Linked DNA regions of Mus musculus: region 2 is linked to region 1. The links are chromatin loops, found by intact Hi-C in ENCODE. Cell type or tissue: left cerebral cortex. All regions are shown on one strand. Each heading gives the region's core, and the rest is flanking DNA. Links, peaks and the distances in the headings are about the cores only.

Region 1 (7,665 bases), core at 1,545-6,544:
TCAACATTACAGCTTCTCTTTCCAATGTCTGGGATCCACACATGATCTTCTGGACTCCTTCAAAGGGCTTGGGTCATATCTCCAGCTCTGCTCTCTGTAGCACTCTAGGCTCTGGTTGACTCTACTCCACTGCTGCTGCTGTTCTTGGTGATCATCCCCATGGTAGTGGCATCTCCAATACCCTGGGGTCTTCCACTGCAACTAGGATTCACCAATAGCCTCTCGTAGGCTCTCTTCATGGAGTCAAGCCTCAACTTCTTTGCATGGCCCCTTCAGTCCTGGGCCATCAACTACAACTAATGCTGCACCTTCACCAGTGGCTTCCCATGGCCTCTCACAGCAGCCTCGGCTGCTCTCCATGACTCCTCCATACCTTCAAAACCAGTACAACTTGGGTGGTTCTTACACACTACCAAGTCCAGCTGCAGCACGAGGGACAACATTGGCTATCTCTGGAACACAGCTTCTTTGTGCTCTCAGAAAACGCCAGATTACACCTCAGTGATACCGGTCTCTTCTTAATCATCACTAATGTCTTAGCTCCAGCTAACGAGCATCAATTGTTCCAGTAGTCCCTTCTATTCTGGACTCTAAAGCCAGAGCCACATGGTCAAAGCTGCTGAGTTCTGCTGCATGCTGGGATTAGAACATGGCCCCCTTCCCCCCCTCCCCCCATATTCTATTACCAGCTTTTTGTTTTCCAACTCCTTCACTTCCTAAGCTTGGCTGTCCTGGAACTTGTTCTGTAGATTGATTTTGAACTCAGAGATGTCTCCTGAAATTAAAGGTATATGCCACCATGCCTGCACTTAAGATTTTCTTCACCTAGAACTTGCTCTGTCCTAGGCTGGCCTTAAACTCAGAGACCTGCTTGCCTTGACTCCTGGGATTAAAGGCTTGTATACTACCATGCCTGGACCTAAATTTAGCTGGATGGACTCTTGCCTCAAAGTCACCACCCCATTAATTCAATTTAATATCCATGAACACAGGATTCAGCTCCATTTCACTTCCTGGTGCCCCTTTTAATACTGCAACCATATATTTTATATTATTCCTTTCTCAGCTTGCTTCTTTTCATTAAAACAGTCTTTGTAAGAGAGAAGTTTAGTAACCACTCAACAGAATTTATATCAGGATGTCTTGAGATTTCCTTTAACAAAGGAATTAATCTAAATCTCTTCACCTTAGCCTCCGGTAGACTCTTCAGACAAGGGCAAAAAAGCAGCCACATTCTTCACCAAAATATTATGGCTACATATTAAAATTCTTCTCTGAAACCTCTAGAGCCAGGCTTCCACAGTTCAAATCACCTTCACCAACCACCAAATGCAGGGCGAGATCTGCCTTTCCAGGCTCCAGTGACCGCGCAGTGCATGAGAGACTAAACCCATCCATTATTAATCTCTCTCCTCATCAGAAATGAAAATAATCACAGATTATGATTTGTTTAATAACCATTATAAAAGAATTGAATGGCACAAGCCTGTCTGAGTCTCTAACGAACAGATGTGATGATAAACCGGAATCTCCAGTATCTTCTGAATGGAAGGGGTGAAGGCACTTTCACCATTATGGAATCTAAGGGGAAACAGTCCTAGGAAGGAACTCCTATCTGTGCAGAGTGAGCTCCCCTTATGAGATGCACCTTCTCACAACTTCCCGTCCGCTTTTTTCTCATCTTCAGTTAACAGTGGCTCACAGGATGCAAGTACATTATCACCAAAGCTGGCATCTGCAGTGCTTTCCTTTCAAATACTGTTTGGTAAAAAGGTCTTAGTGTGTGTACAAGTAGTGTCTGAGCTCTCTCCTTTGTCCTCATTCTGTGTGCGGTGTGATGGTGACAGTGGAAGAAGACTCAAAGGATGTACAGTGCATGAGGCTTGCAGACCACACTGCTTCCTTTCCTCTGAGCACTGAGTTTCTCCACTTCTCCATTGCCCACTTCCTGTCTGTGATGCTCACGTTCTTCTTTAAAAGCTGTGTGGTAGAGGGGTATAATGTGTCTGTGGTTGGGTGTGGAACGATAGGAAACAACAGATGGTCAGCTGGGGCAGTGGGAAAGCTTGATTCAGTACATCCCAGGCACCCCAGGCTCTACCTTTTGTAGATCACAACCCGACATTAACCTTACCTTGCCATCACTGCCTCGCTCACCTTGAATATAATTTTGCCTATGGGACTAGTACAATGTACCAGAGTTTGATGGTTTTATGCTCATTTGGAACATATGGAAAGAAAAAAAGTATGGTCAAAATAGAACGTGGTAGCCCATTTCTGTAATTCCAAGACTCAAGATGCAGATACAAGAGAGCTGCTGCAAGATCTACTCTAGACTAAACTACACAGCTACTTCTGATCTAGCCCAGTACACACCGGGCAAGACCCTAGCTCAAATAACCAAAGCTAACCAAATAACATTGCCAAGGGAAACAGGTTCATTTATGAATGAAAAAATACAATGGAAATTGCTAGGAGATGAAGCTGTTAAGAGTAAAACACTTGATTTATAAAACATGCAACCATCTGGTTTTGGATTGTATGCTTTAAGCAATGGTCACTGAATAAAAATAATCTCTTTGCTCTCATTTTATCTTAAAAAAAAACAAACAAACCTGCCATCTACCTGAAGATTTTACATAGTTGTCACTGAAAATGAAAGATATCAACATTTCCTCATTTGAACCACTGTTTTATGTGAATATCTCTGAAAATACATATATTTATAGGTTTGATGACACAAAGTATATTGTAGAAAATTATGAAATATCAGAAGATATTCACAGAAAATGAAAAAGAATGACCCAGAACCCATGCTGGCACTCTACTTCTTTGCATCCCGTGACTGATCTGCATCTCCACCCTTTGTAGTTAAACTCTGAAGGGCTTCTGCTATGGTATCCTTAGGACTTCACTCAGAGCCTGCTTTCTTAGAATGAAGAAAGCCACAACTACTGGAAACAAGACCATTACAGGCATAGATTATTCTAGTAAGATGCAATGGTAGTCTCAGGGAAAACGGAGTTATGAAGGCTGATTGATTGTCCAGCACTGTATCTGCAGCTATCTGGGGTTTATATCTGCTTTTATCTTTATGCTTATAACTTCATGCCACCCACCCTTTGAGCTGTTCTTTCTAGTCTGATCCCTGCATAGACATCAAAGAGTAAAGTCTGCTACATATATATCCTCATAGAAATTTTCTGCCTAAGGCCCTCAGCTATTGAAGCAAAAGATCAACTCCTTACCCTACATACCTTCTTCTGTCCTTCCACATTACTTTTTGGTTTTCTGAATGTTGTCTTCCTGTAGCCCCTTACTAATTATTCATTCTCATCCATCTTTCAAAGTTATACTCAAATGTCACTTTCTGAAGAACTTTTTTTTTTTTTTTGCTGTTCTAACTAGGCCAGATACCCTATCCATAGTGAGGAACTTTTCTTTCTAGAATATGATTAAGCTTTCTAAATGTGTGTGTGTGTGTGTGTGTGTGTGTGTGTGTGTGTACACAAATGGTTAACTCCTGAAAGTCTAGTTTTCCTGAAATTGCATCTCCAGGCCTAGTCTTGTAGAAGCCAGGTCTAACAAACATTTTTAGGTGTCTACAATGCACTAGGCATTATTGAAATTGTTCTCCCTCGTTTTGATTAACATATTAGGACTTGCGGAATACCACTCAATTTATTCACAGTATCTCATAAGCAATATAAACCCCAAGCTTCTAGGACGGCACTAGAGGAATGACTTATGAAAGTCTTTGGAATGAACAATTCTGTCAAATAAACATACTGTTTGCAAAACCGATATCGATTGCCTGAGTTTATTCTTTTCCATTTATGTGCCTTTCGTGTCTACATGCTGAAGTATCACATTCAGTAGAGAGCTAGACATCCAATAAAATCTCAGTAAAGCCTTCCACATATCACAAACAGTATAATCAATATTCTGCATAGAAAGCAACTGAGACCCAGAAAAGTGTTTTGCTGAGGATTGATAAGAGCTGCTAAGACAGCAGCCAGGTGCCCCCCCCGCCCCCCTTTTCTATCAGCGCCCTTGCCTAGACTACCAGACCAGACCTGGGAGGCCTACCTGTGAGTATGAGATTCATGCAGCACATGATGCCCTCTGGAGTTCAGACTCTGAGGAGCCAGGAGACTTCCCACTGCCCCCTCTTTGAGGCTCCGAAGCACCTGAAGGTGACAAAGGTGCAGGTGGAGGAGAACCGGGAGAGCAGGGATGTTGCAAGTGCAACTGCTGCAGCGCTACTGTGCCGGGTTCCCACTACTGTCCTGCGGTGGCCAACCCAGTGCCAGGCGTCCCTAGTCCCCACTGGCCAAGACCAGATCTAAAGCCTTGTAACCTCCTCCCGGCCTGCTCCCTCACTCCCAGCCGGAAGAAAAGGCTCGCCAGGAGGGGGAGCGCGCAGGCCTGAAGGGGGCCGCTTCCTACGCGCTAGGGACTGGAGAGGCTGGTGGCACGCAGACAGTGACAGCCTGAGAGCTGGGAGGGGAGGCCGCGATGAATGATTATATCACCAATAATAACAATAGCGGGGGGGGGGGGGGGGCAGGGGGAAAAAGAATCCCCTTGCCTTGGCTCACAACCAGGCCGTCTATGTTTTCCACGCCCCTTACCCCGTGGAGGGAGGACAAAGCCTGCTACTCCTCTTGACCTCACTGGCCGAGAAGCGAGGGTGCAAAGAGAGGATGGCCACTGCAGGCCGGGTGCCTGGGATCCGCTAGCGCAGCGTGGAGACCCGCTCCTGAAGAGAGTACAGGGATACCCACGGATGCACCCCCCTCAGGCCGAGCTTTCTTCTGGTGATTTCTATCCCTTACATCTCTCCTCAGAGACTCAGCTCGACCCAGATCCTTCCAGGGGCGCGGCGGGGTGGGGGTGGGGGTGGGGGTTGTCCTGCAACGAGGCAGTGACGGCGCTACGGAGAGGCGGAGCGCACCGCAGTGCCTGGGCTAGGCCCTCCGCTGGGGAATACCTCTGTTCCTGTTGGGTCCCGGAACTCTGGTGCTGGAAGGCAACACCAGATCTGCATCCTCAAGTCTCCTACCCAAGGCCCAGAATCTTTCGTCCCATTGAGCGCACAAGAATAGCACCGAGTGACTGGGTATCATTGATAACACCTAGCCTCCCTTTCAGCGTTTACTATATACCTGCCATTTGCGGTGGATACCTTGAACAAAATATAAGTTGGGAAATCTTTGCTGTGACTCCAGACATGCTAGTTGCGCAACTGTAGTATTTAAGGTTGCCAGAAAGCCGTGCTCCAAAGTTGAAAAAAGAAGTAGAAAGGAAGGTAGGGGGGGAGAAAGGAGGAGGGAGAGTGAGGGACGGAGGGAAGGGACGAAAGTAGTTGGGGGTGAACTCCTGGCAGGATTTCCGCTAGTCCTATGGCGGACTACATATCCCAGGAAGCTAAGGGGCCCGGGACGCGTTTTCCACTCTGACCCACTCATCCACTAGCAGAAGACTTTACTAAGACTGGTCACAGCGCAGGCCAATCCTTCTCCTCTCACCTTGGCTAGAACTTGCGACGGATTCGTTCCCAAAGTGATGCTCTAGTGGCAAGAGTAACACAAGTTTGTCATTGTCCGGAGAAAGTGGAGCCTGCGGTTCTTAACCAGGTTCAGCAGAACGTGTGGCATCCTTCTCCTGGACATGCCACCGCTCGGGTTGTGACATTCTTGGGCACAGCATAGTCCCACGCGCGGACCCCGCACGTCAAGCGACACTTTAGGGACTTTGACTGCTGCTAGGACTGACCACCGTCCTCCTACCTACCCAGGCTAGCTCCGTCCACTTAGCACGTTTGCATTTATTCGTGGATCTTCCAAGACTCGGTCTTGTAAATGTTCAGCATTTCGCTGCTTTCCTGCCTTTTTCTGGGGACTGTGCCAGCACTTGCCCAGACCGGCGGAGAGAGGAGGCTGAGCCCAGAGAAGAGCGAAATATGGGGACCCGGGCTAAAAGCACACGTGGTCCTTCCTGCCCGCTATTTCTACATTCGGGCGGTGGATACCTCAGGGGAACAGTAAGTGGAGAAATGACTCCTCAACTATTTGAGATCGCGGTTTAAAATAACTCGAGGGGTTTTTGTTCCTGTTGTTTATTTTGGTTTTGTCCTTCATCTTTATATGCCCCGACTCGTCTTTACTGCTGTCCATTTACATTCCAGAATTCTCGAGTGCTGTCTACATCTGGTTATAATAGACTTTTCCTTCAAAATCAACTTTTCTCTGTGACTTAATAATTCTGAAATATGTATAGTGTAAATAATATTGCTAAAATAACAGCTCTCTTCTTGGCTGTTTAGATGGGAATTGAGGCTAAACAAATCTCCGTTATTTTTAAATGGGAAAACTAAACACTAGAAACTAAATGCATTCAAAATGCAGGAATATTCAGTCCAAAACACTTGTGTTACTAACATGATGACCAGTTATTTTGATTTCCCCCATAACTAAACATAATTTAGAGTACTGGTATATTTGTTAGACTTTTATTAGTAGTAATATTTTAATTACATGATGTGGGTAGGGTGTATACTCACACCCAAGTGCTGGAGGAAGCCAGAAGAGGGCCTTGAATCTCCTTGAGCTGAAACTGCAGATAGTTGTGAGCCTTAAGGACAATGGATACTAGGAACTGAACTAAGTCTTTTACATAATGGTAAATGCTCTAAACCATTCAGCTATCTCCCTAGCCCCACAGTACTGGATTGTATTTTAAGCCATTAAGAACAATTTTTCAAATAAGGTCATCCTTGAAGTAAACATGTTACAAATGACAAATTGCCAGCTGTGTTGGTTATGAATTAATAATAGTACACTGATAGTGCTCTGTTTGGTATGCTAAATAGATTGCTAGTCTTAAGTGTTATCTCCTGGCAACTATCTAATGAAATTATTTTATGTTATTATTGTTTTCTTTTTTATCTTTGTTCTATCATATTGGTTCTGGTCCTAAAAGCCTAAGAGAGTAATCGAACAACAATATCTTAAAATCAGGATAAAGCAGAAGGTCCAACCTTTACACATTAAAGAGAATAAGTAGCGTGCATTTGATCTTAAAAATAACCCTCATCTCTCATTGTTTTCCATAACAGGTTTACATCTTCTCCAGGTGAAAAGGTGTTCCAGGTTAAAATCTCAGCACCCGATGAGCAGTTCACGAGAGTTGGTGTCCAGGTTTTAGATCGAAAGGACGGTTCCTTCATAGTAAGATACAGAATGTATGCCAGCTACAGAAATCTGAAGATAGAGGTTAAACACCATGGGCAACATGTTGCCGAGTCTCCTTATGTTTTAAGAGGTATTTTGAAACAAAAATTTATGGTAGGATTTGTATACAAAAAGGCATGTCATTCCATCAATAAGAATTCTATCAAAAACTTAGCATACTTTTTTCACTAAATGGAAAAAAAAACTAGATGTTTTTCTAATTGAAAACTAAATTAGGCAACTTGGCAAAAGAGAGATATTGATTATTTACATGGGGATTATAATTCACTAAAGACCAAGAAACATTACTAGAAAAGTTGCTCCTTGAGGACACACCTGTGAGAATAATCAACTTAAAAAGCTAGAGAGAAAAAAAAAAAAAAAAAAAAAAAAGCTAGAGAGATGGCTCGGCAGTGAAAAGCACTTGCAA
Region 2 (7,665 bases), core at 843-5,842, 300 kb after region 1:
CAGAGAAGGCAAAGTCTAGTTTTTTGGTGTTTGTTTGTTTGTTTTTGCTCTGTGCAACTGGATATAACAGCTATTACTACTTTACCAAGTACCAAAATTGGGCTAAAAATAGCTCTCAGAGTGAGTGAGCTCCTTCTGAATCCTGGCCACCCAGGCAAACATACTCGAATGAAAACTGCTAAGTGATTGAGTTTCCAGGGTCTGATTCCCAGGTGAGTAGGTACTTTGGAACGTGGGTTCAACTGATGGGATGATGGTGTTAGTAGGATGCAGACTGGCTGCTACAGCTCAGCTGTTGCAAGAGGAGGAGGAGGAGGAGGAGGAGGAGGAGGAGGAGGAGGAGGAGGAGGAGGAGCAGGAGGAGGAGGAGCAGCAGCAGCAGCAGCAGCAGCAGCAGCAGCAGCAGCAGCCAGGAAGCTCTGGAAAGGCTTCTGGTTGCTAGGAGAAGTTTTAGATCTGGGTGGCTTGGTAGATTTGATTGGTTTCAGCAAGGAAGGAAGAATTAACTTCAAGTGTGGTCTGTATTGAAGAAGATGATTATTCAAGAAAAAGACCCCTTACAGCTGAGTAATTATTACTGTTTTATTAGTAATGCCTAAGTTAGCTGAGTGCTTAACTGTATGTATAGGTATGATCCTTATCCTGCCAGGGGTAATACAGGTAAATATGAATAGTAATAGTGTTTTATGGGTGAGAAAATTAAAAGCATGAGGGATTAGCACCTTTATCAATCTTAGAGGGCCAAGATTCATTCCAGCCCGAAAGGCAGTGATCTGGGTCTAGAAGTCAGGTCTCTGGATAGCAATTTCAGGGCTGATTTACTTAGGGAGGGATACCGAAGTGAGGCATAGGTGTTTAGAATTGATAATAGGGAATTTATGAAGCTATAGCAAGAGTTTTCATTTGACCATCATGTTTCTCTCAGTTGTTAACATTGTCAGTTGTAGACAGTGGTAACAGGGCACAGCATGAAGTGCAGAAACATCAGGGTTTTGCCTTGATGGTACAGAACATAGACCCAGTAGTTCAGCACACTCTTGAGTGCATCAGAGTCATCCAGTAGGGTTTTAAAACAGTTTGTTCTGTGTTCAGCGGTTCTGGGATGTGGCCTGATAATTTCCATTTTCAATAGCTTGGTTTATCGAGTAGTTTCTTGTTTGTCTTTTATTTATATTTGTTTCACTCTGTAGTCTGGGGTGGCTTCAGAGTCTCAGCAACCCAGAAGTCCTTCTGAGGGAGACAGCGCTTTGAGAACCATTTGCTTGGAAAGAGAAGGTCCTGAGTCCAGTACTCATGTCAAAAAAAGGTTAAGTTTACAAACTGATGTGGTGGGAGGGGATGGGTTAGAAATCAAGTGTGTTGGATTCCCTGAGAAGCCAGGATGTGAGCTGAGAATGAAGGATATGTAGGGGTTAACAGGAGAGAATGCTCCAGAAAGAGCAGCACTTGCGGAGGTCCTTTGGCACTGAAGATCAAATAGTAGTAGTCTAGTAATGCATGGAAGAGCAGTGTTCTGGGAGTGTCAGATCGCAGCACAACAATGATGCTACCCAGGCAGGCAAGGACTAGAGCAGGCAGCTCAGAGAATGGGTGTTGAGTATACTGTGAGGATTTAAAGGCTGGTTGGAGACAATATTAGTAATGAGAGGTAGCAGTAAGTCTGAGCTGCTTTGCCACGAAAATGTTACAGAGCTGCTGATTGGTCATAATAGGATGCTGGAAATGTAGTCTGGTGGCACCTGTGATTTCTCTTTAAATAAAATACCTTTTATTATTTGACAAATTCACATGTAAACAATGTTTCATATACACCCCAACTCACCCTTTCCTCTCCTCTAGATACCCCAAGCCCCTTCTTTTTTGTTGTTAGTAACCCACTGAGTTCATTCAATGCTGACCCATCTTGTTGACTTGATCTTGCGTAGGTAACTGCAGCTGCAGGGAGTTCATGGTTACAGTGGTTGTGTTGTTTCCTAAAGACAGTGTTTCACAGTGCTCCTCCCCACCCTTCAGCCCTTTGGTTGGCCTCCTGTTCTCTAATATATTGCCTGATGATAGAGACTTGTTTAGAGCTGAGCACTTGGAGGGACTGATTGTCTGCACAGTGACAGATCTTTTTTTTTTTTTTTTTTTTTAAGATTTATTTATATATGTGAGTACACTGTTGCACCTTTCAGGCACACCAGAAGAGGGCATCAGATCCCATTACAGATGGTTGTGAGCCACCATGTGGTTGCTGGGAATTGAACTCAGGACCCCTAGAAGAGCAGTCAGTGCTCTTAACTGCTGAGCCAGAGAGAAGCTACTCTGGCCAAGGTCGAGGGCAACACTAACCTGTGGGTCTGAGCATACATATTTAGAAGCAATTGGACAACGTGCTTTCTTAGCAGAGCAGTACCACACACAGTATTAGGAGCCTGCTTCTGAGCCATGGCCTTTTAACCAAGTTTATAGCACTAGGTCTGAATCCAGTCTTGTGGGGCAGGCTTCAAACCAATCCAGGGCAGTTGGGTTGCTCTCTATAAGTTTTGTGACCTTGCAACACTGACACATCTTACATGGAAGGTTGGTATTATAGCATGAGGGTTTCTTGCAAGGATACCATCTATGAGCCTGTGTAACACCCTTTGCCACTATGAAATGTAGTTAACAGGGAGGATGGTTTCGTTTTTGGTGTTTTTTTTTTTTTTTTTTTTTTTTTTTTTTGTGAGACAGGGTTTCTCTGTATAGCCCTGGCTGTCCTGGAACTCACACTGTAGACCAGGCTGGCCTACGAACTCAGAAATCCACCTGCCTCTGCCTCCCAAGTGCTGGGATTAAAGGCATGTGCCATCAGGGAATGGTGGGGGGATGGCTTCACATCATTTCCAGCTTGATTTCTCTATGTTCTGCAGCCAAAGCATGTTGTCTTTAGCAGTGAAGTTTTATTATCTAGTTCTGATATGCCTGCGTTTTTCTAATCTCTGTTTCTCCTTACTAATAATCCTATCCTTCTGTTAAAATAGAACTTGATGTTACCTCTGTGTAACAATATACAAATACTCCCAATTATAACACCATCATCTTTAGTCTGCTTTCTATAACTGTTTTTTTTCTTCCAGCAGAGCTCAAGTTGTCTGCGTCGTCATCTTTTCCCAGCCTTCGCTCTTGCTGTAGTAGATGTGTTGTCCTTGCTCTCATGCAGCTTATGTGTCAGGGTAGTTCATGTATGTCACCCTAGGCTGACTTAGCATTGCACTTTAATTCTTTTCCTAGCCTTTGCATCAGGCCATGTAGTTCTTAAGGCAGTGCACATTGAAAGAGCCCCGTAACTCCCTAAGGGAATGAATTGAAATTCACTGCAACCTTCCATGTAGCTGGCACAGGTTCAGAATGCTTGCCCATAGTGCTTTTGGTTTTTGGCCTGGATAGAATTGAAAAAGATCTGATAAGTTTTTGCAAGGCTTGTAGTCAGATAATCTCTGCAAGGTGTGTTAGTCAACAGCCTCATCTGCTGTCATCCTCCTGCACTTAGCAATAGACACCCTACTTCTGGCTCATAATTTTTATGGTTTTGGTCTTATTATACTTCTGTATTTTATGCTTCTTGATTGTTTCAGATGAAGCTGAAATTCATGACTTCATTCTTTGGAAAATGATCGGGTGTTTGCTTTCTTTTCCCTCCACCATGTACTTGCTCACCCTATCCGCATGTCCACAGTGTATTTGATCATTTGGTGTTTGTGTGTGTGACTGAATGCTGCTGGAGAGCCATGTCCTGTGGTTTTGCTCTTGGCTATCTCTCCTGCCCTTTTAAATGTACTTTCTCTCTCCGTGTAAGATCTGATTTTACTTTTTTTTTTTTTTTTTCCCAGTTGTTTTTGTCTAGACTGTCAGTATTAGGCATCCTTGTATTGGCACTTTCCGGAAGTGTGGATGGGAAAAGGCTGCCAGCCTCAATGTTCCCATCTGCTTGGCTCTGCCTCTAATCAGGTACTTTGACACTTTAGAGACTGAGTAAAGGTAAAAGAAAAGAATTTTTTTATTTCAAGGATTTGAAAGCATTTCCTATTCCTTCCCAGCTTCTAGTATTGTTTGAGAAGTGTGCAGCCAGTTCTAGTGTTTCTGGAAAATGTCAAGGTCTACCTCGTGCCCTCTCTGCTTGATGGGCTTGAGTAGTGGCCACGCCCACAGCTTGCCAGGGACGAGGCGGGCATGCTGAGCCTCACCTTTGGGACAGTGTTCTTATGTGAACGTAAGCTAAGTTGTTCCTCTGGGTTTCTCTTCATCTGGTTTGGCAATTAGGCATGGCTAAGGTGATGGAGCATTTCAGTTCCACTCCATCTTGTCTTTGAGACTGGCCTCTCACTGATGTGCTAGGCTGGCTGGCCAGCAAGTCTGTGGATCCTCTGCATTTCATTTGGTTGCTGTGTCTCATAAATTTCTGGAATGATCTTATACACGCACACACACACACACACACACACACACACACTCACACACACTCACTCATACGCTCATGCGCGTGCACACAAGTATTTCTTATAACATTTGCCATTTCTGAAATTTAAAGCCCACATCATTTGTCCTATACAACACTTCAATTTTGAATCTGATTGCTTCGTTGTTGTTATTAAATTTGGCTATACATTCTATTATGGACTGAGAATATAGCTCAGTGGCATAGTGGTTGTCTAGCACCAAAAACGGTTTTCCAAATTAATGCTTGCTAACTGATATCTATCAGGGGACAAGTAGTGTTGAGTTGGTTCTTCTGTTGGTGATCTGTTGGAAGGGCTAGCTGTCACATGACTTCACTTACAAGTGCATGTCCCAAACATCACTGTAAGGTGATTCTTGAGGCGGCAAGTATCTGGTTCTCCTGCCTGGTCTACTGTTTACATGGGAGGTTTGCAGGTGGTGATTTTCTAATTTAGTTAATCCTTCTGCACTTACTGTTATCTTCCTGGAACAAACTTTGTGTCCTTCCCTTTTCTCTTACTCTGTGTTTTAGTTTCCAGTAAGTGACTGCTGTTGCCAAAATTTAGTTGGCTTTAGAGCAAGAGAAATGTCTTCTGCCATCCTGTTAAGATGAGAGAGGGTAATAAAAAGATGTTTGAGGATTTGTGGAGGCCACCTGTTTTTATTGATGTGTAGTAATCCTCTGAACAGTACTCTATTTGTATCCTAGCAGAGAGGGTAGGGTTCCAAATGCTGCTGCAGCTGATAGACTTCTGTACAGGCTTCCCCCAGCTCTGTGAGACTTGCCCTAACTTCAGGGGCATATTTGCATTTTTTTTTAAATGCAAGTGTGAAAATGGGAATCATAGTTTCCTTTTGTAGGCTTTTAGATTCACTGATAAAAGTACTTAACATAGACTCAAAAAGAAGTTCAAGGACTTTTTTTTTTTTTTTTTTTTTTGAGACAGGGTTTCTCTGTATAGCCCTGGCTGTCCTGGAACTCACTTTGTAGACCAGGCTGGCCTCAAACTCAGAAATCCACCTGCCTCTGCCTCCCAAGTGCTGGGATTAAAGGCGTGCGCCACCACTGCCCGACTGGACCATTTTATTAGAGAGAGGAAAACAACAAGGCAGGCAAGCTATAAATCCTCACAGCAACTGGGAAGAGGGGACTAGAGAAGAGGAAAAGAGAAAGTCATGAAAGTAGGGAGAAGCTCAGTGGTGGAGGCTGTACATAATTGCACTGTGGAGCTGGGGTTTCTTTAGAGAATGAGTGAACAGGATCTTCAGGTGATTAGGATCTGGGGGAGAAAGATGTTACAGTTTATGAGTTAGACTGCAGAAAGTAGGCAGGCTTAGTAATGAAGCAGCTTGAGGAGAGTGAGGAGGCAGAGGCAGATTCTTCAGAGATAATAAAAAGGCCCAGAGTGTCCCGGTTTTGACCAGTATCCCGAAATCAGGGGGAGAAAACAGGCTACACTTGAGTTAGAACTCCAACAAGCTTAGAGGGCTTAGCTGTAAGGTTGCGTAAGCACCTGCTTGGAGGGAAGGACTCTGGGATATACATATACATACATCTCGTTAAAGGGTGAGTTATTGTTGTCACCTTTCCTGAAGGGTGAAGGGGTGGTCTTCTGGCCAGGTGATTGACAGGCCCATTTGAATTAACTCTTAAGCAAGCCACAGTGTCTTTGTAATGTATAATTTGGAGATGTTTAGAAGGACAAGTCTCTATCTAGAGCCAGAGATGGGGCTTAAACTTTCTTCTCTTGGCTTCAGGGATTGTTCTGTGAGTGCTGCCTAGCTAGCTAGCTACCTTTGGTGGTTTGAATGGGAGTGGCTCCCATATAGGTGGTGGAATTGCTTGGGGGAAGGGTTAGAAGGTGTGGCCTTGTTGGACTGGTGGTGGGCTTTGAGGTTTCAAAAGCCTAAGCTGTTCCCAGTCTCTTGCTCTCTAATTTGTGGATCAGATGTAAGTGCTCAACAGCTACTGCTTCAGGGACATGTTTGCCTGGCTGCTGTCATGCTCCCTACAATGATTGTGGATTCGTCCTTCGAAACTATAAGTTTACAATTAAATGATTCCTTTTATAAGTTGCCTTTGTCATGTTGTCTTTTCCCAGCAATAGAACACCTAATTAAGACACCACCTAACACTATTCCTCATAGTTTTAATCCGTACTTTTTTTGTTTCAGATGTTTGAAATCTGTTGATATGCCTTTTCCGTTGAGTTTTTAATACACTTTCCTCTCATTTGTTGAGAGTCTCTCTATTGGGGTGTTAACCGCCCTTTGTGTTGTAAATGACAGTGTCTCAAGCTTGGTGTGATAGAATACAAGGATATATTTGTTTTTGTTCTGGAGTCTCAGCACAGTTGTCCTAAATAAACCCTTGGAAAATTCTGAGTGACAGGAATGTTTTCTCAGGAACTCTTGGTTTGCAGTTAGTCTGATGTACAGAAAGCCTCAGATCGAAGAAGGTTTTTCAGATGAGAACAGCTCCATAGTCTAAAGCCCTTTGCCTGTGAGGTCCTGGTGGCAGAATAAATTCTTTTGTTGGGAATCCAGGTTAGCATTTAGAGAGTTGGTGAGTGGTTTCCTGGAGTAGAAAAAGTCCATGCATTTGATATCAGAAGCAGGGTTTTATCAATAGTTCCTATTTCTCATGTCGTTCTTTAGAACTTGGTTAAGATAGAGTGCCAAGTGCCTCAGAGAAACAGTGCATTCTCAGTTCAAGGGCAACCTTCAGATGATGGACATTTGGATACTAGCCAGGACATGAGTCTCAGTTCTGGGGTCCACAAAGGTAGCACATGGAAGATCAGTGGGCTTGGTCAAGAACCTCATATTGGCCTCTCTGTCTTGAATGTTTCCGCTTGTGGGTACTGCTGGTAGTAGTGGTAGACCTACTGGAGGGTTTTAGCCCCGGCACTACAGGCCATAGCTGTGGACTGATATGGACTGGAATTCAAATAAGAAAGTGGAGCCCTGGGAAGTGATTGGGTCATAGCATTGGATGTCTCATGAATATTGATTTCCCAGAGAGCTGATTTGCAAGTCTACCATGTAACTATATGTTAAGAACATGCTATCCATGATCTGTGAACTCTCATAAGACAAAAGCCCGTTTATCCTCATGGTTCTTAGCCTCTGACCTGTATGAAACACAGTTAAGTTGTTTATAAGTCATAAAGTCTGTGGAACTTGGTCACAGCTGCCTGAGCT

The links. Hi-C counts contacts between places; a loop is a spot of excess contacts. Peaks named below come from ENCODE experiments on the same cell type or tissue, not always from the same donor. Only the 100,000 strongest peaks of a DNase experiment are listed, where the experiment ranks them.
Region 2: a loop joins it to region 1, with 4 times the contacts of the local background. A loop is called at or near these places in 2 of 42 quality-filtered maps.

Annotation. Positions count from the first base shown.
Region 1 is chr1:44,116,699-44,124,363 of GRCm38, reverse strand. Poglut2 (protein O-glucosyltransferase 2) reads left to right here and starts at 5,591. Exons shown (of 10, transcript NM_023645.3): 1 at 5,591-6,046; 2 at 7,121-7,326. The coding sequence starts at 5,865. It overlaps Bivm (basic, immunoglobulin-like variable motif containing), which reads right to left and starts at 4,396. Exons shown (of 10, transcript NM_144558.4): 1 at 4,090-4,396. In left cerebral cortex, for the core only: CTCF peaks have their summits at 4,409 (motif pointing right) and 5,587; DNase peaks (open chromatin) are centred at 3,003, 4,426, 4,971 and 5,474; H3K4me3 peaks cover 3,633 bases; H3K27ac peaks cover 2,137 bases.
Region 2 is chr1:43,819,284-43,826,948 of GRCm38, reverse strand. The region is part of intron 1 of Uxs1 (UDP-glucuronate decarboxylase 1); the gene reads left to right. Among named protein-coding and RNA genes, the nearest start is that of Uxs1, 4.7 kb to the left of the region's middle. In left cerebral cortex, for the core only: no CTCF peak of the experiment used is centred there; DNase peaks (open chromatin) are centred at 1,008, 1,335, 2,797 and 3,349; H3K4me3 peaks cover 1,185 bases.